2 separate regions of the Mus musculus genome follow, and region 1 is linked to region 2. The links are chromatin loops, found by intact Hi-C in ENCODE. Cell type or tissue: heart. All regions are shown on one strand. Each heading gives the region's core, and the rest is flanking DNA. Links, peaks and the distances in the headings are about the cores only.

Region 1 (15,629 bases), core at 5,895-8,394, 78 kb before region 2:
GCCCTCTTCCATGCTGTGTGAAAATTTCCTGTTTCTCCTGTCCTTTCATGGATAGTCTCTTAGAAATATGAGAATTCTCATATTTCTGTGGAGAATCTCAGTGTGATACAAACGTTTCAAAGAGAAGATAGTTATTTGAAGCACATTTTATTGATGGAATTTTTTCCACATCAGGAACATAAAAGGCTTATTGTGAGAGCCCAGGTATTAGACAGGATTGCTTCTACTTTAGGATTCCCAGAAAGCAAAGTTTGTGAGAAATCACACACCCTCGAAGCAATTTATTTATAATCATGTGTCAATTAGCAATACGTAGATGTCCTAAAACTGGTGATAGCTATATACTGCAACAATTTCTTTTCTAATCATGAGTCACGAACTGACTAATGAAGTTTTAAAAAACAGCCAACAGGCTTCTTCGTGGGCCAGCCTGTTCTCAGACAGGCTTATTTGCTCATTTCTCCTCCCACGTCACACATAGGCACACACGCGCGCGCACACACACACACATATACACAAAGACTTTCAACAACTTAGTCACTAAAACCTGGAGGAGGCTGAAGATCAAAGTTTCTTTATTTTTACAAATTACAACTTTTCTTAGATGAGTAAACCTAGCCTGAAGCTTCTTACCCTTTTAGAAATCTCATTTTCTTTTTTAAGCCATAGTCTCCTTGACTCACTAGAGGAAGGTGGTGAGGACAGGGCTTTGGTTAATGTCTGGAACCCACCAGAGAAGAACACACAGATATGGTCTATATGATCCAATCGAGAGTCTTTTTTTCCAGCCAGCTGGGATGACACTCAGATATTTAAGACCCATGTGTAGCACCACGTGTTTAGGCTAAGAGATTTCTTTAAAAGGTGAAAACCACATCCTGCTATCTCATTCTGTAGCTGCAGGGGGGCGGGGGCGGGGGTTGCACAAGCAAGCAGTTTAATAGAAGCTAAGATAAACAGTTAATTGGAGGGGGAACAGGCAGTTTAATGGTAGCTAAGATAAGTTGGCTCGGGCATCCTGACTTTCTGATCTGAAATAGAGTTGGGTAATTTTTCACAGGAGTCTCCATCAAGGAACTATCAAATTCTAGTTAAACCTAAAATGGCCACATGGCCTCAGCAAGAATATAAGATGTAGGAGCCTCTGCACTCTCTTGCCCTGTCACACTGGCACAAAGAATAAACTAACAAGCCGAAGGGAGGTACAAGTGTATCAGCAGCTGTTCAATGACTTTCACTCAGTTGTGACTCTGGAATGTAAGCAACTGTCTTCCAGGCCAGCCCGACAGGTTTTGGCCTGTTCCTTTGGTTGTTGACAATGGTTTGGGGTGGAGTAGCAGAGTATATTCTCAGAGCTGTGTGAAAAATACTGGGAATGTAAATCTTACCTCTCCACACGTCATCAGATCTACCAGTCTATGGTTGACAATTGTAAATTGTAGATTTGACTTGTGTTGTAGAAATTTTTAATAACAATCCGGGCTTTCTACCCCACTTTTGACCATTTAGTTCCTGGATAAAAGACACATTATAACCTTTATATTTACAATAAGCCTTAAACAACACAAGAGCTGGGCAGATATCTACTGTTAGCATTTTGTCTAAACTCTGCCCCACAGTTACCTGGCAATAGCCAGGTGTGCCTGACTCACTATAAAAGGGGCTGCTTGCCCCCTCTGCTCTCTCTTGCTCTTGTCCTCTTGTTCTTGCTCTGTCCCCTTGCCCTTTGCCCCTCTCTCCCTATACCCCTCCCCTCTCTCTCCATGTGCTCATGGCCAACCTCTACTTTTCTCTTCTCTTCTCTTCTCTCCCCCCTCTCTCGTCCTTTATCTGGGTCCCTCAAGGGGAAGGGATGCCTCAGCATGGGCTCACAAAGGCATCCCCTTCACCCATAACTGATTGTACCTCCACCAAAGCATATTTCTTCTCTTCTTGTCTTTTTATCTATGCTATTAGAATCTACTTTCCTATTGATAACCCTGAATTATTACTCACTATGTTTCATTAGGCTGCTCTTAACTCCAATTGGTCAGCCCCCAGAGCTACGTTTTTTATGACTCGCCTAACCCGTGGCAAATTCTCTCTCCTCCTCCTTTCTTCTCTCTTGAGGTTCTCCTCCAACCTTCAGACCAGGAATCCTAAAACCCACCTATTTATCTTCTGCCCAACTATTGGCTGATGAGATCTTTATTTACCAATCAGAAATAACCTGGGAGCAAGGTTGCATAGCATCACTTGAGTCTACATGCAGATTCTCTCCTCTCTGGGGCGACTAGGTCTATTCTCTCCTCTCTGGGGCGACTAGGTCTCAGAGGGCCCACACTTAGAATTGCAAATGTCCAAACCTCAACAGACTTGCTTATTAGCATGTGCCTGGCACACATAGAAAGTTATTACTGTTGTCACTAATGGAAAAAACAACACAGGGCTTCTTTTCTACCATGATAATTAGAAAAATCAGATTATTGAAACAAAATTGGAGCAATTATAATAACTAAGAGAGAGTACTTTCCACGGCAGCATGAATGTAGCGTGGTTTTCTTGAGATCCCTGGGAACTTTCAATTTCAGAATATTTATGCTATGGCTTCCACAGACATTATGTACTGACAATATAGCATACTGATACTGGCTTTCATATCCTTATGGTGCTCAAATGATGCTATTTTGATTGGCACCATTGGTGGGAACAAATGTAGAAGCCAAGAATAACCCAATCCATAAATTTTTCATTCGCGAAACTCTGCATTTTGGTATCTTTTACAAACACACTTTGAGATGTAACAAACTTTCTTCCCTCTTTGTCAGTTACTGGCCTTCATCTGGCTTTTTGTACATAGAACATGTGTCACCAAGAGGTACTTTTGTCATTAGTCCTGAGTAGGCTTTGATGTCATGGCTGCCCCTTCCTCTTCCCAGTCCTTATAGAGGGGAAGTGGAAGCTGTAAGTCACCATACTTTATAATCTTAGCAGATGGCACAGCAATGATGACATCACCACCATCATCATTATCAACAACAACAAAGTCCTATACTAAAGGTATTACTTAATAGTCTCTCTAGACTAAGCAAGCTGTAACAACAACTCACACCATGTAATATGTGGTATCACACTGTCCCTCCTGGTCTATCTAGCATTCAGAGACAAACAACGTACAAGTGTAATACTGTGGTTTTTATTTGGCTATATCTCTAGAAATTTACATCTTTAAAATCAAAAGGATCTAGCAGAAGTTATGAATGTTAAGTAGTATTGAGATTTATGGTAATCGCCTTGTGCTATTATAACAAACACCACAGTCCAAGCGGCTTAAATGAGGCAAGTTAATTTTCTTGCAGCTCTGGAGGAACGGAAGTATATGATTAAGGTGCCAAATGGTGCGATTCCTGGTGAAAGCATTCTTCCTCCTGACTTACCTTCTTGCTCTGTCATCTTAAAATGTTTTTATTGGCATATAGATTAATTATACAAAATAATAAGTTTTGCTCTGCAGTTTTAACAGATGTGTATAATGTACTTTAAATTGTCCCCTCCTTTCAGAACCCTCCCTTGATCTCTGCTCCCGTTGCTCCCCCTCTTCTTGCTATGCCCTCTTATAAGGACACTAATCCTATAAGATTAGGGCCTCACACTCACAAGCTCATTCACTGTAACTACACTTCAAAAACATTATTTCCAGAAGCAGCCAGTCATGTTTCGGTTTGGGATTTTGATATATAAATTTGGAGATGAGTTATACCTATAACAGCTCTCTTTCTTAAATTATAGATTATATTTCTATCAAAGATTTTTAAGTAGGAAGAAAGACCAGACAAAAGCCTAGACAAAGGGAGGAATTCTTTTCAAGATGTGAAACACAAGCCTTAGTATCATAATGTTTTAATCCAGGAAAAATGAGTTGCCCTTATTTGTGCACTCTCTTTTGTGTGTGTGTGTGTGCTATGAACAACTATTAAATATGAAGCGTCTCCCAGCAAACTGCCTCTCACAGAGGTGTGAACTAGCATCTTTGTCACAAGTTCCCACAGATTTCTCTACTGATTGGTATTGTTATAGCAACCAGAGTGCCACGGGAAGTTGTCATGGGCATGATAATCATGAAACATCACTATGGCAACAGAAACCTCTGGAAAGTAAAAAAAAAAAAAAAAAACAAACTTAGACTGTCAATTGGTATCAAAGAGGGTTACCCAGGGAAAAAATAGGTGGAGGCAGAAATAAAGGGTCAGAGCAAAAAGGAATGATTATATAGAAACTGAACAAGCAATGGAGAAAGAAAACAGTAACCAAACAGAGGGTGAAGCTATGGCTCACACAGGAAAGCGGGAGGCAGGAGGGAGCACATGAGCCCCAGCAGTGGGCATGCTCCCAGAAGCAGTGCGCATGCTCTGCATGCAATGCAGAACCCCGGGGGAGACATGACTGGATGCCAAGGTCTGGACTGGAATTGACCAGGTGCTGATTTTCATACTGGAGGAAGATTTTGAATGAGCCACAATTTAGTGAGACAGCCTAAATCAATTTGTGGAGTGCTTTTGGCAAGACATCCTGCTGACTAGGAATTCTTATAATATCTGGTGTTCAGAGGCACCACATTTGAATATGGCTTTTCTTTATTGGACATCGAGATTGCTTCAGACAAAGGCACAGTGCCATTTGCTCCATTATAAATATATATTTCCTTCATTACAGAAGCTTAATGGCCTTTTTTTCCACCATGAGGGAATTAAGGTAATTCTTTAATACTCTTAAAGAGTAAGTGGCAATGTCACTTGGAATAAAGCATTTTCACTTAATATTTTCTGTGTTCTATTATCAATCAGGATTGAAGTTTTTATGGCCCAATATTAACTTTTAGTGAAGGGACTATATATATATATATATAATCATATATATATGGAATACATATATATGATATATATATGAAATCAAAAGGGGCCAGTAAGATGTTTAATTGTTTTCTAGAATTAAATGATGCTTCAAACATAACAGAATAAAGACTGAAAAATGGAAGCAGAAAAGGAGATACATAATGGTGGATATCATAAAGAAGCAAAGCAAAAGAATAACAAAAGCTTGAGATGAAAGTACAGAAATCAAACCAGCAGTCCGGGTACTTGCAGAAGTATGGTTTTAGGAATTTTAACAGAACATTTGTTTTTTTATTTCTTTTCCCCTTAATTTACTAATTTATTAATTATTAACTTTACATCACTATTGCAACCCTATCTCCCTCCTTTCCTCCCAGTTCTACACCTTCACACCTCCTTCTCACCATTACCACAACTCCACTTCTCCTTTGTGAAGGAAAAGTCCCCATGGGTACCAATCCTTCCTGGCTCATGAAGTCACAATAGGACTAAGCACTTCTTCTCCCACCGAGGCCAGAGAAGGCAGTCTGGCTAGGAGGAAAGGGATCCAAAGGGAGGCAATAGAGTCAGTCAGTCCGCTTTCCAACTTTAACATTGTCTTAGTCAGGGTTTCTATTCCTGCACAAACATCATGACCAAGAAGCAAGTTGAGGAGGAAAGGGTTTATTCGGCTTACACTTCCATACTGCTGTTCATCACCAAAAGAAGTCAGGACTGGAACTCAAGCAGGTCAGAAAGCAGGAGCTGATGCAGAGGCCATGGAGGGATGTTCTTTACTGGCTTGCCTTCCCTGGCTTGCTCAGCCTGCTCTCTTATAGAACCCAAGACTACCAGCCCAGAGGTGGTCCCACCCACAAGGGGCCTTTCCCCTTTAACTGAGAAAATGCCTTACAGCTGGATCTCATGGAGACATTTCCTCAACTGAAGCTCCTTTCTCTGTGATAACTCCAGCTGTGTCAAGTTGACACAAAACTAGCCAGTACAAACATCGTTTAATTTGTAAGTGATGTCTGTTTCACCTGGGCAGTACATTTTAGTTGATAGCATTCTAAGGGGATGACCTTATACTTACTACATAGCTAGAGATGACCTTGATCTTTGGTCTTTAGAGGTTGAGTAAACCAGTTGACAGCAAGAATAAAGAGGAAGGCAAACATGGTTTTAGCCCCGAGGTTCTGCCCACTGTGACCACCAGAATTATAGGTCATCCATCCCCCTTCAGGATCCCTCTCAGGAGCGTGAACACCCATCAATCACTACTCCTCTTTCTTCAAGCTCATAAACAAAAACCAGTGCAAAGGTTCTTGATGCCTAACCTTCACTTCAAACAAGGCAAGGCTTCTGTTGGATAGTACACCAAGGTTCCAACTCTGCCTGTTTAATGCTCACACACACACACACACACACACACACACACACTAAGCATTAGTTGGCTAGGTGGTGGTTTGAATAAGAATGGCCCTATATTTTATAGGCTATATTGCCTATATTTTATAGGCTCATATATTGGAATATGTGGTCCAAGGTTGGCGGGGCTGCTTGGGAAGGATTATGAGGTGTGACGTGGTTGGAGAAAGTATGTCACTGGGGACTTTGAGATATCAAAAGGACTCCCACCGGTACCAGAACGCATGATCTACCCCATCCTTGTTATTGTTGTCATTCAAGACAGTAGCTCTCAGTTGTTCCTTTGTTCCACTGCCATAGACTCTAATTCTCCGAAACCTTAAGCCAAATTAAATACTTTCTTTTTAAAGTTGCATTTGTCATGGTGTTGGATCACAGCAATAGAAAAGTAGCTGAAGCAGTTGGAAAACACATATTAAAGTCTATGAAAGAAGCTGGGCGTGGTGATACATTCCAGTAATCCCAGTATTTATGAAGGAGAATTGGGAGTTAGGGTCATCCTCACCTAAATGGCCATATTGAGCTACATTAGACCCTATCTCAAGATGAAATAAAATAAAATAAAATAGTATAACATAAAATAAAAAATATCCAGGCATATTGCTTCATGCCTATTGTCCTAGCACTTGTAGGTAGAGACAAGACAATCTACAGTTCAAGGTCAGCTTGATCTTTATAGTAAGACTCTGTCTCATAATAATAATGATAATGATAATAATAATAATAGTTAATGAAATACATACCCATCTGCCAGAATATCCAGTATCCCAGGTAAATAAAGGAAGTAAACAAAGGAAATTAAAGAATCGTGTTTAGAAGTCAAGACAGGTGTTAAACTCACTGTGTAAAGACGGAAAAGTGTGGATTCTAAGCATTTTACTAGATGAGTAGCACACACTGAACAAACATGCTTATCAGCTGGATCGTGAGTGTGATGTTGCACTCTATCTTTCCTGTGGCTTTCTAATTCTATAAGAGAAGAAGGTTGACGTCTTTTACTCAGGCATCCATTTACATGGCACTGAGGATAAGAGAGATGGAGAGAATGCAGATGTCAGGCATGCTTGGTACCATGTGCAGAGAGAGACCCCTGCTGGAACATTTTTATCTCTGTAGTTGAGAAAGTCTAAATCAACCCCCGGAGACTGTAGGATAAAAGAGATAGCCATGACTCTGCAGGTTTTAAGTCTGAACATTTTTTTTTGTCCCATGATAGAAAATATTTAACTTCACACACACACACACACACACACACACACACACACACACAAACACACACATCTTTAACAAGGCAGGACTTAGAGATTTCAGGTTTTGGTTTTTATTTCCTTTTTGATCTCCCCGCTTGAGAAACAAAACAGAAGGATCTGACTTTAACGTCCCAGCCCGAGCTACTATTTCTCTGGTGGGATGCCACAGCCCCTCCCCTCATTTCCTAAGCACTGTTGTCAAGCTTGGCTATTCTTCAGCACTGTGTGGGAGTATGCCCCTGGAGGTGGCTATGGACTCCATTGTGGACTAGTGTCACTTAGCCACATTTGCCATGGTGAGATCAGATGAATTCTAATGGTCTGTATCCTACAACTGACCTTACTAGGATCCTCTGAGGGATGCTGTTGGAATTTGGAGTTATACATTATGAGAGCTGAGTTTCCAGGCAGTCAGGCCCTGGAATAAAGAGCTCCTTACCAAAACACTGACCCGAGAGACCTTACTAGAGTTAGTGATAGATATAGAGTATGTTACCCAGCATGCAGTGGGAAGTGATGCTAGACCAGATCCTGCTCGGGCTCTCCAGCTTTGGTAAAGTGTTTGCCACGGATTCCTTAGGCAGAAGGCATGCACAGCATATTGGAATGTAATTTGACTTGCCTCTATCCCTGCACTTTCTGTTTCCCAAGTAAAATGCTATTTAAAAAAAAAAAAAAAGTCCTCTTTTCCCTTACCCAGAATGCTACATGTTCACATTCCTTCCTCCTTCACTTGGACCACACTTAAATCACTAGGTTCTACTAATGACTGGTTCTGGTTTTATATACTTGCGATTTCTTCATTTGCTTGCTTATATTTTATTGAAATATAACAAATCTACATGTATGAGAGATATATATGTGATATTTTGATGCATGCATTCAAGCTACAATGACAGGCATAATCATATTTCTATCACTTTGAACACTTATTATTTCTCTGTGCTGTCGTCATCCAAAGCCCCCTTTTCTAGCTACTTTAAAGCTGTCCTACATTTACCCCACTACGCAATAGGACACTAGAATTCTCTCTCCCTTCTGTACTCGGGTACTCATTATCCACCCTATCTCCACCCCTCACCCTGTCCTCACTTCGTGACATGCTGTGCGTTCTTTCTTCCTAGCTTCCGGAGTATGCCGGGGTGACCAGTGATGGCTGCCAAAACTTTCCACTGGACAACTGCACTTATCTAAGGATTGCCATATCTAGCATGAAAATATTCCATGTCCGTTGTTGGTGCATTTGAGGCTGAAATTCCAAAAATAGCACGGAAGGCCCTTCCTCATATTCTAAATACTTCTTGGCTTTCTAGTTCCCTCTCGTGGTAACCGTTTTTTTACTTTCTGTTGCCCCGATCTTCACAGCTGTTGAGGGTGTTTGTCTATTTCCACAGGAATACACATCACTTGATCCTGACAACAGTTGTAACTCCTTCTTTTTGGTCTCTTTTTCTAATCCTGCACATCCAACCCCAAATGAAAAGAAAGCACCATGCTCTTTTTGACATTATATCTCTTTTATAACCATCAGTTTGTACTTTTAGGAGGCCTTGTTGTTTACCTTCCACCTTCTCCAGGCTGAAAAGTCTATGTTAATTCTCCTCTCAGTAATATACATAGTACTGCTTAGCCTGGGACTTAATTTCCATCAATTGGACGTTAAATAGTTGATAAATGTGTGGTCAGGGCCTTTAAGACTGAACCCTAATGACTCAGAAAAAGCAATTATTGGCAATGTAGATACCCTGCTGTCTCAGGTACCAGCCAGATTGAATTGATTTTATAAAAACTGTATCAGTGCACCAACTGTTTTTGCAAAGGTGAAGGTTAGTACAGTTCCATCATGGTGAAGCTGGGCCCCACAGAACCAAACTGAGCTGAGCTTCTATACACAATAGGTGGTCTTCATTTCAGGCGGAGTCGTGATGTTTACAGAGATTATCACAGCGTCCAAGAGGCACTGGGTTGGAGGTAGATTGAGCTAAGGAATTAGAGGTCTGTTCCTTCGACATGGTCAGAGGTACTCAGCTGGGCAACAGAGTCACCTCCGAGATGTGACTCATCCAAGGAAAGCAGAGACTCCTGATGCACTGAAGACCTTTCCTTTTCCCTTTCTATGCTGCAATCTAGGCCCCATGATGTGAGAGATCTGGGCATGTTTGTTTGTTTTTCTTGTTTTGTTTTTTAATTAATATATAAGAACTCCAAGGCTGGAGAAATGGCTCAGCAGTTAAGAGCCCTACTGCTCTTGTATAGGACCTGAGCTCAGTTCTCAGCACCCATGACAGGTGGCTCACAGCTGCCTGGAACTCCAGCTTCAAGGGAATTCAATGTCTTGGGCCTCTGAGGGTTCCTGAACTCATGTGCACACATCCCCCTCCAAAACACACACACACACACACACACACACACACACACGGGCACACGGGCACACGGGCACACGGGCACACGGGCACACACAGGCACACAGGCACATGCATACATCTAATACAAACTTGAAAGCATAGTTCTACATATCCATGGTTTTTTTTTTTTTGCTTATTTTTGTTGTTTTTTTTTGGGGGGGGGGTTGTTTGTTTGTTTGTTTTTTGGTTTCTCTGTGTAGCCCTGGCTGTCCTGGAACTCACTCTTTAGACCAGGCTGGCCTCGAACTCAGAAATCCGCCTGCCTCTGCCTCCCGAGTGCTGGGATTAAAGCATGATCTTTTGACACACACAGCATAGAACCATCATGTCAAGATAATTAGCTTTCCCACCATTTATCTGGGCATTTGTGAGCGATAGACAGACCTGCCATTAGATCTTACAGCGTCTGCGTACAAACAGACTTGTCCATTCTCCAGTACCCTTCACTCGCATTTGCAAGGAAACTGACTGACTAAACTGAGTTTTTAAACACAAGACCCTTCACTCTGACTGGTCAGAAAAGTTGTGACAGTAAATAGAATGGTTTTCTCTTACATCATAAAAACCTACGTAGCTGTACTGGACCTCCAGATTGGGGAGAGACCAGATGCCATGGGGATCCCCCAATGTTTGAGTGAGAACTGCCTAATGTGGGCAGTGGGGGAGGGGGGTGCTGCAGGAAGCATTATCATTTCTGCTTTCATAAAAGATGTTACCCAACAATTTATACATTGTGCACATAGTCAGCAGAAAATGCTACAAAACTCTATCCAGTTATAGTCCTCTTTGAGGCCAGCCTAAGACTTTCCCCAGACACTGCATTAAAAGGCTGGAAGCCCCATTACCTGACTGTTGCATAGCATCACATCCTACCTACGTCTGAATGACGTAGGGTAGCCAGTGTTCACTGTTTGTATTGGAAACTAGTTTCTTCAACTTTGGAGGCAGCAAAGAACTGGAATGTTAATGACGGACAAGTGTGAGAACTGCCTGTTGACCTGTGGACAGAAATACACAGGAGAATTGAACTCTGTCAGGGACTGGGAGGATAGGAAGGGCAAGTCAACCTGGGGCATCTGGCCTAATAGGGTAAACAGGAAACAAATGTATCAGAAACAAATGCTAACACGGACAGAATCCCTGAGACTGGCTGCACAGAGGGTAGCCACCCATGTGGAGGAATTCATGGGTAGGAAGGGGGCTATAAGGGCTAAGCAAGGTCACATGTCACCTTGCATTCAGAATCCAAATGCTTTCTCTTCAGAGTTCATTCTATAGAAGAGACTCCGCCTCTTACCCCAGTATCACAAGGGAGACAGATGTTGATTTTCCCACCTCCCTGGCAGCAAGGACATGGCACGGATCCCAGGATCAGCCAGCTGTTTCAGCTTCAAAATTTAAAATTTAAGGGTTGTAATGCTAACTTCACACACATTTCCCAGAGAGACAGAAAAGAGGAGATAGATCATCACGGCTCTATGGGGGCGATAAGAGCCTGAGGAAAGGGAGTAAGTGGGACAGTGGAAGTGAGAGGATGGGGTGATGTATTTCTGAGCTGGCCACAGGTCCTCGAGAAGACACACAGTGAGTGCACTTTATCAATGGCAGATACAGGAACAGAGTCAGGCAGCTTGTGAGCAGGCACTACTGTGTACACAGTCTACACTAGCCTGGAGGTTCTTAGGCTCACAGTGGCAAGACATTAACTATATTAATTATTTTTCTTATTGCTGTGATAAAATACCTGGTAAGAAATGACTTAAGGAAGGGTGTGGAGACATGAACAAAACATATATATAGTCACCCCAGATACAGAACTGACGACAGACCAAGGAACGCATACCACCAAGTCCAACTTGGTGAACCAGTGAGTTTTATTGGGGTTCCTTTCAGGAACAGAAATAACTCAAAGACAGCTGCATCACCATGAGCTCACCACAGCTCATGAAAGCTGGGAACCTGGAGTTCACTGCACAACCTGCAGGCAGCTTGACAGACTGGAGGGCCTCCTTTCCTTTCCGAATAACTCAATTGGACTGAGCCTCTGGATTCAGGCAGCTCTGCTTGTCTCTGATTCTTCCAGGCAGCTCAGCTGGTATGAAAATCTAAGACAACTATGTCTGAGCATATCCCTTAGCATTTCTTACTGCATATATATACACATACACACACACACACAATATATATATACATATATATGTGTAGGAAATGCAGTAAGTATATAAGTATATATATATATATATATGCCTGGGGAGGAAGAGTTCTAGTCTGGTTTGTTCTAGGGACTTCCTGAGGTCTCTGAGTTGTTTACTTCTAGGCTTAAAGAGCTTCCCTGTCTGATGGAATGTTTCACTTCCCCTCAAAAGGTTCTGTTGTTTAGCCTCCCTTTTAACATCCATGTATGTCCTCATGAGCTCCCCCCACCCCCTTAGAATAATGTTCAAGATGGAAGGTTCAATCTTGGGATAAAATGCTACACTACAGAGCTTCCATTTTAAGGTAATACATCAGGGTGGGGAAGAACAGTGGGAGGAGCAGGGGACTGCTGACCACACTGCATCACGGTCACAAAGTGACTTGCTTCCTTCAACAAGGCTCCACCTCGTACAGTTTGCACAACCTTCTCAACAAGTGCCACCAGCTTGGTGAACACGTTTTCTACCAGGAGCCTCCAGCAAGGATTTACTTTTCAACCACAATACCCACCATGCAAAGCCCAACCAACCCCATTCCAGTGAGCTCCGATAAAGTGAATAAGCTTACATCATAAAGTAGGAGGTAATTAAAGTAGGTGAGGTGATGAGGTTTGCAGCAGAATTTAAGTTGCCGTAAAATCACAGAACCATCCACAGGCCTGTGTCTAGGAAGCCACTTTGTAAGTGGCCCAGGTCTGAGAGCATAGGACCTACTGTTTTGAGGTGCTATGAAAACTGGGTCTTGGACCAGTAAGTTGTAAAGGAGACCAGGAGAATTACTCAAAGACAATTCTTAGTGTTCAGGTTGGTTCTGCCAGCAGTGACAGGGTAATAATTGTCCCCTTAGCTAGGGAAACACAATGAGCAATTGTTTCTTTAGCCCTCAGTGGATGATGTAAGCCATTGGATTATCTTTCAGTATGAAAGTCTTAAATTACTAGGAAGGAATTTTCTTGCCTGCACCTGACACCCCTGATGTCTATCATGATCCATTATTGGTTGCGTTACAAACTGTGGCATTCTTCATTTGCTCCAGATGAAGGAGTGTGCAAATTCACAGATACACAAAGGCACTTGAGATAAGCAAAAATATTTGTTGTGACCCCAGAATAAATCAAAGGGGAAAGGGATTTACGAGAGTGGCTTACAGGCTGTGGTCCTGGTAGTCCAGCAATGGCTGCCTACCAACGGCAGGTCTGAGAATCCAGTGGTTGCACCGTCCATGGAGGTGGATGTCTCAGCTGGTGTTCAGTATAGACCAGAATCCCGAAGAAGTATTGCCAGGGAAGGAATGGACTTGCCAGCCAGAGTGAGGACAAGCAGGCAAAGAGAACAAGCTTCCTTCTTCCATGTCATTTATAGAAACTGCCAGCAGAAGGTGAGGCCTGGATTAGAGTTGGATCTTCCCACTTTAAAGATCTGGGTTAAATGTGGGTCTCCCCACTTGAAGTGACTTAACTAAGAAGAAAAGATTCTTCACAGGTGTACCCAACTGCTTGGGTTTTAGTTAATTCCAGATGTAGTCAAATTGACAATCCAAAGCAAGCATCATGCACAGCCTTTCAAACTTTTAAAGTACGATATTATAGAGTAGAAGATAAGAACCTGGTAGTGTTTGCTGGAGCTCACTGACTGCGGGCACAATTTGGTTTTGTTCTTTCACTTTAAACCCAAATCACGTGTGATGAAAAGGCTGCTCAGAAACTCGAAACATGACCAAGGCGATGATTCATTGACGTCTCAAGGAAATCTAAACATCTGTTTTTGTAGCATCCCCCCCTCCTGTATCTTTATGTATCATATTCTGTTATCTATGCATTTCTCCTTGTATTTAATGCAGCACTTCACAGAGTGAGAAATGATGTTGGATATGTTCAGCAAATGTAGTTGATGTCTTGCCATTTGTTACCAAAAAAAAAAAAAAAAAAAAAAAAAAAGGCCTGCCTAATTAAGCAGCTACTTTGCATTCACTCTGCACACTGTAGCAATGGATTTTCATTTTCTTCTGGACCTTTACAGCATAGCAATCTTGATGTCTCATCAAACTTGTTAAAAGAAGAAATTACCTGTCTGCACAGCCTGTGCATGTATAAGTCTTTTGTTTTGGAAAATGACAGCGACCGTGATTACTATCTGCAAATCACTCAAGTGGCGGCATATAATTAACTGTCATTTCTACACGGCACCCACAAAGGTTCCCACCTAAGCTTAACCGCTTGTTACCGTTTGTCTGTGGTTTGCTCCTCTCCTCATCATTTGTAACCTGCCATTTAGAGAGGTTTGCTCGGTCTGTGTTTTATGCGCCAGCCAGGGGACCTCACGCCTTGACAGCTCTTAGTGATGTGCGCTCACAGATGTATTGAGCCTTACCATATTCCAAGCACTGTGGGGCTTAGGAGTCAACTGGGAATCGGCCAATTAGAAGAAGTGCCTTGACTTTTCACATGAGCCCGTGGAGTTTGTATTACGTATATGAAAATCTGCATTATTGTAACGAAGACCAAGAAAGATGATTTCTCTTGTCTCATGGTTCAGAACAGAGAGATGAGCTTTTCTGCTTCTGCTTCGCATGGCCATTCATAGACTCAGCTTCTGTCCTCTGGATAGTACTCTGTCCTGGCTCCTGACCTTCTCTAGGTTACCGACATGACTGTCCTGCTTTAATTCATGGCGCTGAGGACATGTGGGGATGGGGTGGGAGCGGGAGGCAAAGAGGAGACGGATGGAACTTTAAGAACTGAGCTTCTCTTCAAAATTCACTGTTTGCACCCAGATGCAGCAGACTTAAGAAGTGGTATTCTCTAACTACAAATGCCCAGGCACAACCTCATTGTTTAGGGAAAAGGGAAGAGTGGACAGTAATAAAGACAAACAAACAAACAACAAATCTGATCTCTTCTGTTGCTGGGATAGGACATTGATGTAAATGGGGGATGATTCAGTTTATAGGTTATGCTCCGTCACCAAATGTCTTAATTGGGGTTTTACTGCTGTGAACAGATACCATGACCATGGTGCAGAAGGAGCTGAGAGTTCTACATCTTCATCTGAAGGCTGCTAGCAGAATACTCACTTCCAGGCAGCTAGAATGAGGGTCTTAAAGCCCACACCCACAGTGACACACCTACTCCAATCAGGCTGCACTCCCTGGGCCAAGCACAGACAAACCATCACATCAAGGGAAGCCAAGGCAGAAGCTCAAAGCCGGAACCTGGAGGCAGAAACGGAAGCCCAGACCCCAAGATTACAGAGGAAAGCCAGGAAGCACCTGCTTTGCATTATATATAAGTCAAGAGCATGATACTGGAAGGGAAGCAACAGATAAAAGACTTAGGGGAAATTCCATTTGGTTATGAATGGCTTTGTCTGATTCAGGGATTCAGCCAGAAAAGATTTTTTTACCCCAGCTGTGGTTGTTCACATCAGAACCTGGTAGGCAGAGGCAAGAATGCCACTGTGAGTTCAAGGCCACTGTGAGTATGAGCTACATACAGAACGAAC
Region 2 (15,629 bases), core at 5,661-8,160:
TTCTCATGTCACTTCTATAGGTTCCAAGTCAAACGTGTGCTTCAGTCAACTATGGGAGACGTAGGATGCTTTCTTCCAGTACAATCATGTGTTCTTTATTTTAGGCCTCATAATGGGACTAATTTTGCGATATGCCACAGCGCCGACTGATATTGATAGTGGAACTGTCTACAACTGTGGGAACTTGTTCTTCAGCCCATCAACTCTACTAGTCAACATCACCGACCAAGTTTATGAGTATAAGTACCAGAGAGAGATCAACCAGCACAATATCAGCCCCCACCAAGGCAACGCCATACTGGAGAAGGTAAGGGCCCTGTCAGCCCAGGCAGCTTCATCTTCCCTGAGCAATGGCATCATTTAGAAGCCTCTTTACATAGGTATACGCCTAAACACCAGTTGCTTTCACATTGTCACACTGGGGCACTTAGTTGACTATATAAACCCAGCTGTCAATATTTTTCATAACATTTGGGCAAAGATTTTAATATAATTTTCCAGCAAGCCAGGGCTGTATTTGCGTTGTATTAAAGATAAAAATCTTTCATCATTTTTCCTTTCTTGAGATGTACCCCAGTGTGCATATGGGTGCCTTTAGTGTTGCTGTACCTGCTACCTGTTGGTTATTTGATTCAAATCTCCTTAAGCCAAGGAGGAAACAGAGGAAGGAGAGCTTTCCCATGCTCTAGGATGGGTTCTGGATGCCAATAAAAGGCACTGCCTTCTGGCTGTTTATAAACACAATAACCTACAGTTCACCCGAGAGATCTTCACCATGGTGGCTTGGCTAAGGAATTTAAGTTAAATTTTGCAAATGATTCATATTTTAAAAACTAACTTCAGACTTGGATGTAGTTCAGTGATAGAACACTTGTCTGGGGTGTGTGAAGCTCTGGGCCCAATTCCCAGTCACATACACACACACACACACACACACACACACACACACCCCTCTTTAAGAGATGAGCATGTTTTTCCCAGTTTTCAGAGGTTAAAAAGAGGTAGGGGATGGATTTGGTTTTCTATTTCTCTTTTTCAATATGACTGATTTACAGTCTTTTTTCTTCATTGTCTTCTGCTAGTATATTTCTAGATTAATTATGTGAAAGGACTTCTTAGGGCTCAGCAAAGTCAAGTTATAATATTAAGCCAGATCGCACTTAGCTAGGAGAATAGCTTTGTGCACACAGCAAGGAAGCTAAATAATACCCTTCTGTAATAAATGGAGCAACTTCCAGGTCTTATGTTTCAAATGATCTCAGTCATGTGATTCTCTTTATCCATGGGGATAAATAGAAAATTATTTATCAAAAATAATTTTACATACTGTGTTAACAATACAGTATATTAATTTTAAAACACATTTCAGTTTTATTTGCTTACTTATTTTGAGCCAAGGTCTCCCCCTGCACCCTAATGTTCCAAGATTTCTCTATGTAGCCTAGGATACCTTGAACTCACAATCCACCCTAGCCTCCCGAGGACTAGTAGGCTCACTAGCATATAGCAGCACACCTGGGCAGTTTTACACTTGGCATTTCCGGGATATAAATTACTTCTCTCCTGTTCCCACCCAATTTTGTCTGTATTTCTACACAGCAGTACTCTAGACAGCTTGATTCTCCAAGGATGCCAGAATTATTTCTGTTGCCATAGCAATTTTGTTCTCTAACAATGACTGCCTGTAAATACCTGCCCAGGAATTTTGGTAGTGTGCTCTGATATAGTAATTTCTTTATCAGCAGCCACAACCAAGTGTTTGCTGTTGAAAACTTGGAGCAACAGATGAAAATATTTTTTCCAGTGGTCAGATTAAGGTGGTTTTAAATATTGCATAGCTCAAACATCTTCTACATAAACTTCTTAGTCATGAACCCTTGAGTCAGGGTCAGTATTTGGCATTTCTAGAGCCTAGGGTTTGTAGTCGGTGACTCTGTGCCCAGGGCAAATATTCTCCTCTCTGCTGGTGGAGAACAGGACATCTGCCAGAGTCCTTACTTTAAGAGATGACTTTAAGGGGACGGGAGCTTGCTCTTAAATAATTGGGAGTATAACTTACTTTATGTTTGTTGCTCATGTGACAATATGAGCAGACCCTATTGGGTATGTAGAAATGTAGAGCTGTTGGCTTCGCTTCCATTTGGGTTCTCTACTGCATGCATATGTTTATATCGATCGGTTACTTTGTTAGATGAAAAGAGACCCCCATAAAAGGATCCATTCATAGAAGGCTTATACAGAAGTTACATGGGTCACATGCTTTGTCATTTCTCCTAGGTCTACTTAAATTGCTATAGTCCCCAGTTTTCTTTTTAAAAAAATATTCTAGAGGCATATCTATTTTATTTTCTGAGTTTTGCTTTCATATATGTATGTGCACTACATGAATGCCTAGTGTTGCAGAGATCAGAAGGGGGGGGGGTAATATTCTCTGGAACTGGAGTTACTGATAGTTGTAAGCTTCCATAGAGGAGCAACAGCTGCCCTTAACTGCAGATAAATCCCCTTAGATCATTACAGTTTGTTTTTTAAATGCTACATAAAAACAGAAAATTGCACTATCAGTGGGGTACCATGTGATGTTTTCATATACATGTACATTGCATAATACACTTAAATAATGCTAAATATTCCCATCATCTCAAACATTTTCTATATCTTCATGACAGAAATAACCACAACCCTGTTTCTAGCTGATTAAACTGTGCAGTAGGTATGTTACTGCTATCTGTAACTATCCCATAGAAGGAGCCAAAGCACAACAGACATTCTTTTAAAAAACCTAACTATGTGGATAGGGATGCAGATGGGGATATGTTTGTGTATGTGAGCATAAGTGCCCTTGAAAGTTAAAGGTCACAGGAGCTAGATGCCCCTAAAGCTGGAGTTACGGCTGTGAGCCACCTGACATGGGTGCTAAGAACCAAACTCAGGTCTTCCAAAAGACCAGTAATGCTCTTAACCACTGAGTCACCGCCCCCCCAAACCCCCCACCCCAAGAAATTCTTAATCCTGTCTTACCTGTGGTGATCAGTGTTCATTGTCAGCTTCACAGAATTTGGAATCACCTAGGATATGAGCCTCTAGGCCAGTAGTTCTCAACTTGTGGGTTCCAACCTCATTGGCAAACTTCTATCTCAAAAAATATTTATACCATGATTCTAACAGCAGCAGAATTGCAATTCTGAAGTAGCAGCATGAAATGCTGATCAAAGTGATTTTAGGACTGGTGGGTGGGGGTTGCCATAACATGAGGAACTGTATTAAGGGGTCACATATAACCTGCATATAACCACTGCTTTATGCACACCCTGAGGGATGATTTCATCCTTGGGTATGACTCTGAGGGGTTGATGACATTAATTGAGGAGGGAAGATCTATTCTTCCTGGTCTTGGGTCCCAGACCATACAAAAGGAGAAAAAGGCAACTGAGCATCCATGCTGTCTGTTTCTTGACTGTGGACACAATGTAACCAGTTGTTCCTGCTGCCATGACCTCCCCACTGTGATGGACTGTCACTTTGAACTGTAGCCAGAATACATCACCTTTAAGCTACTCTCATTAGCATATTCTATCATAGTGACAGGAAGAGAAACTAAGTAGCTCTCACTGATCAACCTCCCCCTGTTGCTTTCTATCCCTCTACTCTCCGAAGTTTTTGGTAGGGCCTGTTCTATCCTCACCTCTATGAGGTCAACTCTTACTTTTAAGTGGAGAGACTGAGACATGTCTGTAGGATTGTTTTATTTTAAATGAGATTTTTATACCGAAAGCACCAGCTAATACTGCTTCCACTGTTCCCAGTGCTCTCACTGCTATTGACAAGGCAGGGCCACACTGCCAACATCTCTGCCATGCTTACTTCCTCCAACAACAGTGCTACACCGGTACTGAAACATCTGGATGCTTAGTACGTGTCAGGGTTAGTAAACCATGAGGCTGTTTTATTGATACATTCAACATCCCTTGGGAGAGATATAATACCCAAAGTTAGCAAGCTTTGCAGTCACAGCAATGATAGAGACCATGCCTCTATTGCCCAGTGTATCCTTAAAGCCTGCCATGGTGCTCATGCTAAATAAATACCTAGTGATCAAGTAAAGAAATGAATAATTGAATAAATCCAAATATTTACCAATATGTACATATCTGAAGAAAAATTGCAATGTTTGAAAGTTATCATCCTGGATTTGATAGAGTTGTGGTTTCTTGGATACTAAATGTTTTAAAACTGTTTTTATTGGTTATTTTATTTATTTATATTTGAAATGTTATCCCACCTTCGCAGTTTGCCCTTCACAAATCCCCTATCCCATCCCCCTCTCCCTGCTTCTATGAGGGGGCTCCCCCACCCACCCACCCACCCATTCCTGCCTCACCACCCTAATATTCCCCTACACTGGGGCATTGAGCCTTCACAGGACCAAGGACTTTTTTTTCCATTGATGCCAGATAAGGCAATCCTCTGCTACATATGTGGCTGGAGCCATGGGTCTCCCCATGTGTATTTTTTGATTGGTGGTTTAGTCCCTGGGAGTTTTAGAGGATCTGGTTGGTTGATATTGTTTTTCTTCCTATGGGGTTGCAAACCCCTTCAGCTCCTTCATTCCTTCCCCTAACTCCTCCATTGGGGACTCCGTACTCAGTCTGATGGTTGGCTGTGAGCATCCTCATCTGTATTGGTCAGGCTCTGGCAGAGCTTCTCAGGGGACAGCTATACCAGACTTCTGTCAGCATGCACTTCTTGGCATCAGCAATAGCGTCTGGGTTTGGGGTCTGCATATAGGATGGATCCCCAGGTAGGGCAGTCTCTGGTTGGCCTTTCCTTCAGAACCCCTTGTGTTGTGCATATGAAGATATAAAAATAATTTGTACCCACAGATATTATACAATGGGCCAGACTCTGGTGCTGGTGGGAAGAAGCTACATCAGGACTTAGCCCTTGATCCTGAGTCCTGACCACTAATACCACACACTGGCCAGGCTCTCCAAAGGGCTCATAAACAAGGGGCTGAGGCCCAACGAATTTTAGCTTCTCAGGCAGCAGGAGGTGGGAGGTTCTGGGAAGAGTTCAGGAGAAGTCCCACAGAGTCGGGCACTGAAGCCATCACAGAGCTCCTCTGGATCGCCTTCCTTCTTGGCGTGTGCTGAGTGAGTATTCAGCCTTGGTTTGTACACATTAGGACTTGATAGTCAGTTTTACTCGTAGAAGAATTGAGTTGAAGCCTAGATGGAATGCCAAGGATTTGGGGAGTCTGGAAGGAATTCCCATGTAGTGCCACCACCTCTTAGAAGGTTTTCAAAAAGCAGGTGCATTTCTGGGGTGGTTAGACCTTGGTGGTACTTGGAAACAGAGCACAGCTCTGTCCCTTCATGAACTCCTTCCAATAGGAAAGGATAAAGCTGGAAAATAGAGAACTATGGCATTTAGAGCAGCAGCAGTATACTGTGTGCTTCTTCTGAAGGTAGACTTCAGGAAGTACCATATGCTAAGCCCGTTCTCTTCATGCTCAACACAGGTAAAAATGTAGGATAGAAAAGAGTTATCTGCCAAGTGAAACCAGTGCTACCTATGCCATGAGAAAGGCGCACTCAAAGCAGCTGGCTGCTGCTGTCCTGTCCTGCACTGTAATGTTTGATTCTCAACACCATTTGCTAAAGTTCTTCTGTGGATCCAAAGTATCTTTAATTTTAACCTTTGGGGCCAATATTATTATGTTATGTTATATTATATTATATTATATTATATTATATTATATTATATTATGGCTTCACAAATGTGAATTTGTTCCAGATATTTAGGACTAAACAAACATTCTTCACTTTCATATAAATAGGAAGTTTAAATTTTTTCTTTTGAAGAGGAAATGGAAATTTGAAAAGTAAAAACAAATAAACAACCAGTAAAAACAACAAACAAACAACCTAAACATCAGGGGTGGGGACGTAGTTTGGTGATGAAGAGCTTGCCCATCATGTGAAAGCCCCAGATCTGACCCAAGCAACCAGCAACAACCCTTGTCTATTGCTAATGTTTCTTTCATTTATTCTCTGTCTTCAATGGACTGAGTCTCCACAATTACACTTCTGAAATAGACATAATTTCTAGGAGGGTACTTACTAGTAAGCCGGAGGAAAATAGTACCAGAATAACACCGTAATGCTAAAGTGCAGGTGCCAAAGGTTTGTATAGACCCCCAGGCACTCAGAAGTGCTGCTGTCCTGTGGTGGCAGGGCTGTCAGGGAGGCTTACAAGGAAGCATCCTGATGGACTCTAGATGCAACTGTGGGAGAGGATGGGGTGAGGGTGGGAAGACATCCCAGTCAGAGGGAGGGGCATGGTATACAAGTGAGAAAAGCAATAAATATCCCAGGAAACGAAGCATCTTCTATTTTTTGGATGTATGGAAGACCAGAAAACTGAGGGCAGATTCGACTATGGGAGCCACTGAACACCAGGTTGGCCTGTTCACGCTAGTCAGCAGAGAAGGGGGATGTTAACAAAGGCAAAGGCTTAGTTTGGCTGCAGCAGGCAGGAAATAAAGCAAAAGCAGAGACAGCACTTGGGTGGAAACCCAGGGGCAGGTGGAGAGGAAGGACAGGTGGGGGTCGGAAGGAGGGGAGGAGCTACTTGGTATTCCCCTGTGAGTTCATAGGAAAGGGGATGGGAAAAATGGAGAAGGAGTTGGATTATAGGGAAAACTCACAGTTTTAACACATCTCATCATGAATATGTTCATGTGTGTTCTAGCACGTTATATATTTACACTGCTGAGCTGCAAGGGCGGGTAGTGCATTGAACTGGGATGTCGGGTGGATCGAGTCCCATTTCAAAAGTTGTCAGCACTGTTAAATTTATCACTTCTACCCCCCATAAATCAGATGACTGCAGTGAACCGACAAAGGAAGCTCCTCCGTGAAAATTCTGCTAAGTCTCCACTTCCTGTTTGAAAAGTGACACTGTCAGTTGCTTAAGGGAAGTGGTTTGGGGTTCTGTATACTGCTGAGTAAAAAATGTGCTATTGTTTCAAAAAAAGGGAATCTGATCCCCTCCCAGTAGGTCACAGAGCTACTATGTGACTAAGACTTGTAAGAATGTTAAAAACAAACAAGCAAACAAGACTTACAGACACAGCTAACTATATGCCTTTAATTGGGCTCTTCCCTTTAAGGGAATCAGTTAATTAAGTCTGCTTTTCTCACTGTCCATATTTCCCTTTTGATTCTTACATGTTTATCTATCTTTGAGCCTTCCAGGCTTTTACCGTGTGACATTCTTGCACAGAGGCCAGGGCCAGAGCTCTTCTGGCAATAGGAACAGTTTGATCAGGCAAAGTCAGGAGATAAATATGTGCAGTTAACAGTGGGGCACTCTTGGGAAGGATACAGGAAGGCTGGGGGGACGATCTCCTCCTGTAAAGCTTTTCTAGACACGCTGGGAGGGAGAGCCCCAGGGTGATTAATCGCCATAAGGGCTTGGAGACGCTTTGGCAGGCTACTCACGGTGTAGTAGGTTTTATCCATCCTTCACATTCTACAGAAACAAGCTGCGGTGATTCCTGTCTCTCTATCTTGACCAGTCTTGGCATAAGAGGACCCCAGTGCAGCTCAAGCTTGCAGAGAGGACCCTGAGGCTGCCTGGACACTAAGGGGCTTTCATTTAACCCTTAGTTAAGAGAACACTTGTTATAAAGAAGGAAGTTTACTTACAAAATTTATAACTTGTAAATTGTAATAAAGAAGCAGTCCCACTGGGTTGGTCTGAGGTGAGGGCAGCAGATGGTATCACTTCACAGTGGCACAACGTTCAGGAAAAGATGGTCACATCTCAAACAGGAGCAGAGGGGTGGTGGGCATTCATTTGACCAGGCTTTCCTCTTCCCGTAACAGACATTTCTAAAGAACTTGAGGGGGTTGCATGAGCAGCACCCCAGAACCTAGAATCCACTGTTCCACTTTCCACAGGATCCACATTCTGTGGAAGTGACCCTGGGGAGCAACCTTCTCTCACAATGTGACCATACCCAAGCCATAGCAGTAAACACAAACTCAGTAAAATGCCCCATGCACCTACTTCAATCCTATTTGTTTACAAATTCCATGCAAACAATGCCATACATTATAACACATATATAAAAGTAAAAAATTTCAAGGATTAGCCGAAAGCAAAATATGAAATCTCTTCTCCTTTCTACTACTCTGTAGAGCATGGGACACCTCACTTTAAGGATCAGCAATGCCACTTATTTTATGAGAACTGTTGTTACCTTAACCAGTTCTGTCTTGGTCCATTCCAGGCCTTGGCAATGGAACATAAGCAGATAACCATATACGATAACATAAATGGAGGTAAACTTAACTCATCGTTCTGAAGGTTGGAAACCAAAGCTCAAGGCACCCACCTAGTGTGAGCTCCTCCTACAGTGTCAGCATGAAAGCCATCAAGAGGTAGAAGCAGGAGGAAGGGATAAGGGACCACAACTCATCCATCTTCCTGGAACACACTTGTTAGGGTTTGAATCTAGAACGGTCCCTCAGAGGGTCACCTTTGGAGTATATAGTCCCTAACTCCTGTCTATCCTGAAGGCTGAGGAGACTTTATGAAGGCAGGGCCTGGCGTGTGGAAATGGTCCAATCCTAGACTGCTTTTTAACTGCATCTTCATGTGCACACACTCTGCTACATCCCATCCATGCCTTCCACTCCATGATGGGGTGAAACCTCTTAGCAGCCACAGTGGAAGCCTCTTCTCTTAGGAGGCTATTGTAACATAGATATAGAAAACAACCAGTGCAACGCTCTATAGTAATCCACTCCTGAGAACAAAGCCAATCCATTCTTCAGGCCAAGCCCTCATGGTCCAAGGTCTCTTAAAGGCCCCACCTAGCCATGCAGTTGTATTGGGAATTAAATTTCTAACTCAAAACTCTGGCTGACATGGGTGACATATGAAAACCAGAGCAACTTTTTCAGAAGTTCTTTTGAAATCTATGGTATGGTGTGGAGACAGAGTCGGGGGATCTTGGCCTGGTATGGGATGTTCTTAGGAGCAGATAAACCTTTGGGGAATACAAAATCAAGTTCTTTTGTGTCACAAGCACACAGTCTCAGGCCCACTGTTCATTCTCCCCTTATATTTAGTAGTCTTATAAGTTTTAATCTGTGATGCTTTGGTTAATGTCCCTCATCTCCAAACTTGCAAAGCCTCCAGGAAGTCAGGGCCTAGGTCTGCTTTCTGTCACACCATGCTCCCAGTGTCTGTCACACGGTGGATACTCTGTAGATCTTGCTTTCTGTCACTCCATGCTCCCAGTGGCTGTCACATGGTGGATACTCTGTAGATCTTGCTTTCTGTCACACCATGCTCCCAGTGTCTGTCACACGGTGGATACTCTGTAGATCTTGCTTTCTGTCACACCATGCTCCCAGTGTCTGTCACATGGTGGATACTCTGTAGATCTTGGCCCATGAATAGATGGTGCAGGAAGGTATCTGTCAGTTTCTGTCTGAGTGGTTATCTGTCGCTGCCACAGTGTGCTGTCTTAACTGCTGACTATTTTTGTAATGAAAGTGTGACATAGGTTTATCCTCGGGGTAAAACACACAAGCTCCGAAAGGGGTTTTGCTACTCAAAGGATTGGACAAGTCTCTCCTCTGAACATTCTGACAGGTAAATGGGAGGCAGAGAGGTTGATGAGAAGGTGGAGAATAGGGTAGACCCTGAAGGAGCAGGGGAGGAAGGAGGCTACCCATTACAGGCTGAGCCCCCGTAGATGAAGTTGAAAATGGATCTTTCACCCACCAACTCTGCTTTTGGTTTGCTCCTTCAAAAGCACAAAACTGACAGAGCTGCACTGTCACCATGGCCGGTCCCCAGGGAGCACTTACATAAAGCTCTGTCCCATGGCACTCACCACTGTCCTCCACAGGCCACCTGCGAGCTCCTCAGCAGCTGGGGTAGCAGACACAGAGCCGGCCGAACTGAAGGACGCTGGTCAGGCAGCTGGCTCGTCTTAAGCTGGGACAGAAGGGACACTCTACTGCTCCTTGCATATAATTTTCTTTTCTGGGAAAATTATTATGATTCTGATTATTATTACTACTATTGGTATTGGGATAGCACCCAGAGGCTCATTCATGCTAAGCAAGTGTTCTGCCCCTGAGCTCCATCCTGGTGCCTCTCAGGTCATTTCTTATCACAAGGCCCACTAGGCCCTGATGGATGCAGTTCTGCCTCAGGCCGAGCTTGATACCACAAGTCAGGTTAATCTTGCCTTCCTTTCTGCCTGTTGTTATTGAGCTCCCAGAGAAGCAGAGGCCCAAGCAGAGGCAACGTTTGGTGATCAGGGCATCAGTGCCTCGGGATTGCACTTCTGATGGCTGAGAGTAGAAGGATGTGAGAGGGGAAACAGGCTGAGGATTTGGTTTGTCTCCTTTGGAAGCTGTGATTCTGCAATGAGCAGGGACTCATGGCCAGCCTCACCTCAACCATGCAGCCCCACCCCTAAAGGACCAAACTGTTGTGGAAAATACTTAGTCCCAGTCAGGAGCTGCTACCACCTTTGATTATCCAATTTAACCCCAAACTATTACTTAGTATGTTTCATCTGAGCTGCTCTCAACTCCAACTGGCCAGCCCACGTGGTCATGCTTTCTTGACTCCTAACCCATCCTTCCTTCTCACCTTCCTCTCTCCCACCTCATTGTCTCCTCCAATCAAACCCAAGTCCAGGAACCCAAGACTCTGACTATCTCTATTCTGCCCAGCTATTGGCTGCAGGTATCTTTATTCACCAATCAGAGATGACTTGGGTACATAGCATCACTTGGGTCTAACTGTGGACTCTCTCTCATCTCTGGGGCAACCAGGCCCCGGGGAGCCCACAGTTAGTATTACAATACATAGCAACAGACCAAACCTCAACACCAAACCTTATTCTGTGTCTGGATAGGAGATGTTCTGGATAGGGTGTGACCCTGGGAGAAGTGGCTCTGTCGCCTTGGCAGCCATTGAATAGACTTATCACATCCCTGGCAGCAGGAACAGCAAGGTCTTCACCAGAGAGATCTCTAATCTAGATGACACTTCACAGTGTCAGATTTTATGTCCCTAAACCACACCTGTCAGTTACTGCAGAGTGGGACTCCGGGGTCTCAGTGGGAAAGCATCTGTCTCCCAGCTCCGGTGAGCTGATTGGTCAGTACATTTTTCGGATCTGGTGAGCCAACTGTTAAATTTGACAGCATGAAATGGGCCACAAGAGAAATATTTATGCCATATATATTAGAAAATGTTTTAAACCGAGCTTATGAGATTGTATTCCCTCAGGAGAGATGATTTGCCAACAGAGAAGATTTGCTTAAGCAAATGTATTTTTAGGATAATTGGAAGTATCCAAACATCTCAGTTTTTATCTCCCTGAAATGCCTGTCTCTCACAATGGCTGCCATAGAGACCCTCCGGTAGGTAGAGCTTCACACCCTCTAATATGACAAGGGAAAGAGCATTATGCCTTCCAGTGAGACCCAGGACTGAACCTCATTTTGCCCCTCCCAGGAGCAGGACTTTAAGCTTCATTTCTCCGAGCAAAATTTTCCTTATCTGTAATGTAGGGGTTAGTAATAGCTATGGCGGAGGTTTGCTTTTCAAAGCAAATACGAAAATACATGTCTCGTATCAGACATATTGTAAATATTAGTCTGCTTTCATTCCCTAACACTCTGTGACATTTGCCCTTGCCGGCACTTGCTTGCCCTAGACTGAGAGGTCTGAGGTGGGCCGATGGAGGAAGTTAGGTGCTCCTTGTTTCCTGCACGATGTTGAAGGCAAACACACCATTTAAATATGTATTGCCTCATTTTCATCATACTTTCTGCTGATGTCAGCGTGCACTCCTTCCCCTCCCGCCCCCTCCAGCCTGCCTGCTCTGACCGTGCCTTTTGCTGACTCAGTCCCTCCCAGTTCAGCTTCCCCAGGCCAGTTGCTCCCTGGTGAGATCTTATGATAGGGAAGCTGTATACACAATTCATAGCTGAGCCTGCTAAGGATAAGGCAAACTCAAAACAGTTGCCAGGCTTTCAAAGAAACTGTGGGGCTGAGATTCCCCTGTGTCTGGAGTAATAGAAGCACAGTGTCATTGGCCTGAGGCATCAAGGTTGGCCAAGAGTAAGATCAACTCCAGACTCGAGAAAACGCAGTCACTCTTGATGGGAGACTGTGTTGGGTGCATAGGTCCTGAGGAATGTCACTTTGGAGAGATGGAAGAGTAGGTCCTTCTCTTGTCCAGCGGCTCTTTACTCTATTGTCCATCCTGTGGCAGTCTTAGAGTTGATTTGTCCTGTCACCCCAAAACCACAGACTGTGAGGCATGGCCGGCCACCACCCCATGAAGAGATCAGAAGCAGTCTGACCAGCATAAAGTTGGTTAAAAGGTGAGAAGTCTTGGCATCTGGGGTCAGGTGGAAGCAGCTGCTGCATTTGCCTCACAGGGTGGAACCTGAGAGTGAAGGGAGAGGCTACATTCGATTAGGGGAGGGCAAGAGGTATTATGTGTAGCCAGGCCATCCAGGTCTCCTTAGTAAAGAGTCATATAGGTGTGTGAGACCAAGAAACTTAAGCAAAAAACGGGAGCCTGTCCAGGCAACAGGTTTGGTACTACAATGATGATGTGGCACACCTGCTGCATGGCAGGAGATGAGAGACACATGTAGCAGCTGACTGGGTGACCTCAGTCTACCTCGGTGTGCAGAAGAGACACCGTGACTGAGAGGCCATTCCCTGAGCTCTATAGCTTGGTTCAAATGTTACTTTACATCTATATGACTTTAGGAATTCTAGGTAACCTCCTTAAGTCCAATCTTCCCATTTAAAAAAATCCAGATATTTCTCATTACAGTGCAGGGCCATCATGTTGCAAATAAGAAAACACGTGCAAAGGACTTAAAATAACATTTGGGCCTTTGTAGGAGCTCTCTGTGTTGACCTATTTATTCTTCTACCAAAGTCACTTTTGCTGTCAATAAACTAGTTAAGAGCTGTAGCTGGAGTCTAGACCATGTTGCTTACCAGGCATGTGACTTTGGGTAAATCCCATACCAGGGCTTTTGTTCACATCTATACAAACAAGGCATTTCACAATATTTAACTGCAAAGGTTGTTGGGAAGTATCTTATCTCTATATTTACAATTTGTCAGTGCATCATAATAATTAAGAATATGACAAATTATATTTCCATGATGTTATTTAGCTTTTAGACTTCCTTTACATGTAGCAACTCAGTTTTTTCCCCCCTGTGGTATGTTGAATAGATTTATTGCCTATAAAGGGAAACATTTAATTGTGGAAGGCTTACAGTTTCAGAGGTTTAGTCTATTATCATCATCATAACAGGAAGCATGGTAGCATGCAGGCAGATGTGGTGCTGGAGCCGAGAGTCCTATATCTTGATCCAAAGGCAGCTGAATGAGACTAGATTGCACACTGGGCAGAGCTCAGACATTTATGAAACCTCAAAGCCCCATCCCCACAGTGACATACCATGACAGTGGCAATTTACTGGAGGTGGAGCAACATACTGCAGGAGGAAAAACTGAGTTTCTACATGTAAAGGAAGTTCGAAAATAAAAAGATAACATCTTAGCCAGGTGTGGTGGCGCACGCCTTTAATCCTAGCACTCGGGAGGCAGAAGCAGGTGGATTTCTGAATTCGAGGCCAGCTTGATCTACAAAGTGAGTTCCAGGACAGCCAGGGCTATACAGAGAAACCCTGTCTCAAAAACAACAACAACAAAAATCTTGGAAACATAATTTGTCATATTTGCTAATTATTATGATGAACTGATATCTATCTATCTATCTATCTATCTAACCTCTTCTTTGCTGTTCTAGTTTGATTGTAATGTGTATAATTTTTATTATTTATTTGTGATACAAATTTTATTACATTTTTGCTAAAACTTCCTGATAATATCATAAAATGTCCATTTTGGATAGACTGAAAAATTTTGAAAGGAAAAAATCCAAATAATTCTACAATTATAAACCACCATGGAAATGTCTAGATATCTGGACTATATTACTATATGTATATTTATAGGGAGTTTAGGCAGACTCTAAAACTTTGCACCTTCCTATTTTTACTTAATTTTACACCTTTTCTCAGATATTTAAAAACTCCAGTGTAGTGGAAGAGACTTGTGTTTGATATTTGTGTTCCTTTTAAACTGTCACTCATATGAGGGACATTTTAGTGAAGAGCATCTCTTTAAAACTTTCCCTACATTCTGAAGCACTAAGTGGGCCATCTTTCTGATAGCAGGCATAAAATATTTATTGAAATAAATGCCTCCTGTATCTTTGGAAAAGCATTAGGCAGTAGCCACAAAGCCAACAGTAATCATTGGGGGAAAGGATGAACTACTTAAAACCAGGTCCTTCCCTGGGACAATTGCAGAAAGAAAATGAGTGAGTACCTATTTCATATCAATAACATACATATTTCATATGAATCAAAGTACTAATTGTACAATAAAAATACAAAAACGGTGAAATTGAGGAGAAAATATAGTTGCAATATGGAAAAAATAAAACAATCACTATAACTCAAATAATATAAAAAATGCACAAATTTCACATTATAGTTATGAGACTGTCAACAATGTTAAAAACACAAACCATTGAAGGGGATAATAGAACTAGAAGAATGTATTTGAAATATAAGATACAAAACAGAATTGTAACCTGATTCTGGGAATTAACAAGTCAATAAGGAAAACTAAACTGGATGACCAGGAATGTCCCGTAAAAGATATGATCAAAGGCCAGCAAGCAAAATAAATATACTTATTTCATTAGTAATAGGAAACAAAGCTAATGATGCGATGTTTAGTATCAATCAGATTGCCAACAAATTAGGAAATTATCAATACAAAGTGTTGGCTAGAATATAAGAAAATAATCTAAGAATCCCCTGTGTAAGTATAAGTGGGTGTGGCCATAGCAGCATCTGTAGAGATAGTCTGTGTCATTTACTGTTTAGCAGTCCACTTCTAGAAAGGCTTTTAAGACTGCACAAAGGCTTAAGCACAAGGATTTCTACCTCAGTATTTTGTGTTGGTGGAAGATAGAAATCAACCCAACTATCAGAGAACAAAATTCCCAGATCCTGATCCAGTCATCCAATAGGATGTTCCAAGACAGTTTCAACACTAGCCAAGATCCACATGCTCATTAATATGGATAATTGATGTCAAAATTGATTTCAAAAGTAGACACTGGGATTCAAATGGATCTTTACTGAATTCCTACAATGTAGACAATGCACGCTACTGATAATTGTTTACTAAAACATATTTCAAAATGAAAGAATGTGTCCGAGAAGGGGAGGACACTGACTGTCCTGTCTGACTTGCTTCCTGGTTGAGATGAAGATGGACTTCAACCAAACACACATCACTTACATTTTCCAGATGTAAGCTGGGTGGGTTACATGCCTGCCAGCACTTAGTAGTTTGACATAGGTGGATTGCTACAAATTTGAGATCAACCTGGCTTACATAGCAAATACCAAATTCCCCAGGACTGCATAGCCCTATCTAAAAGATCACCATCCCCATAAAAAGAATCC

The links. A loop is a pair of places that touch in the nucleus more often than their neighbours do. Peaks named below come from ENCODE experiments on the same cell type or tissue, not always from the same donor. Only the 100,000 strongest peaks of a DNase experiment are listed, where the experiment ranks them.
Region 1: a loop joins it to region 2, with 2.0 times the contacts of the local background. A loop is called at or near these places in 2 of 42 quality-filtered maps.

The regions. Positions count from the first base shown.
Region 1 is chr9:94,606,721-94,622,349 of GRCm38, forward strand. No RefSeq gene overlaps it. Among named protein-coding and RNA genes, the nearest start is that of Gm39404, 30 kb to the left of the region's middle. In heart, for the core only: a CTCF peak has its summit at 7,359; no DNase peak of the experiment used is centred there; H3K27ac peaks cover 489 bases.
Region 2 is chr9:94,684,951-94,700,579 of GRCm38, forward strand. It overlaps Slc9a9 (solute carrier family 9 (sodium/hydrogen exchanger), member 9), which reads left to right. Exons shown (of 16, transcript NM_177909.5): 2 at 105-307. Among named protein-coding and RNA genes, the nearest start is that of Slc9a9, 23 kb to the left of the region's middle. In heart, for the core only: no CTCF peak of the experiment used is centred there; a DNase peak (open chromatin) is centred at 6,921; H3K27ac peaks cover 1,415 bases.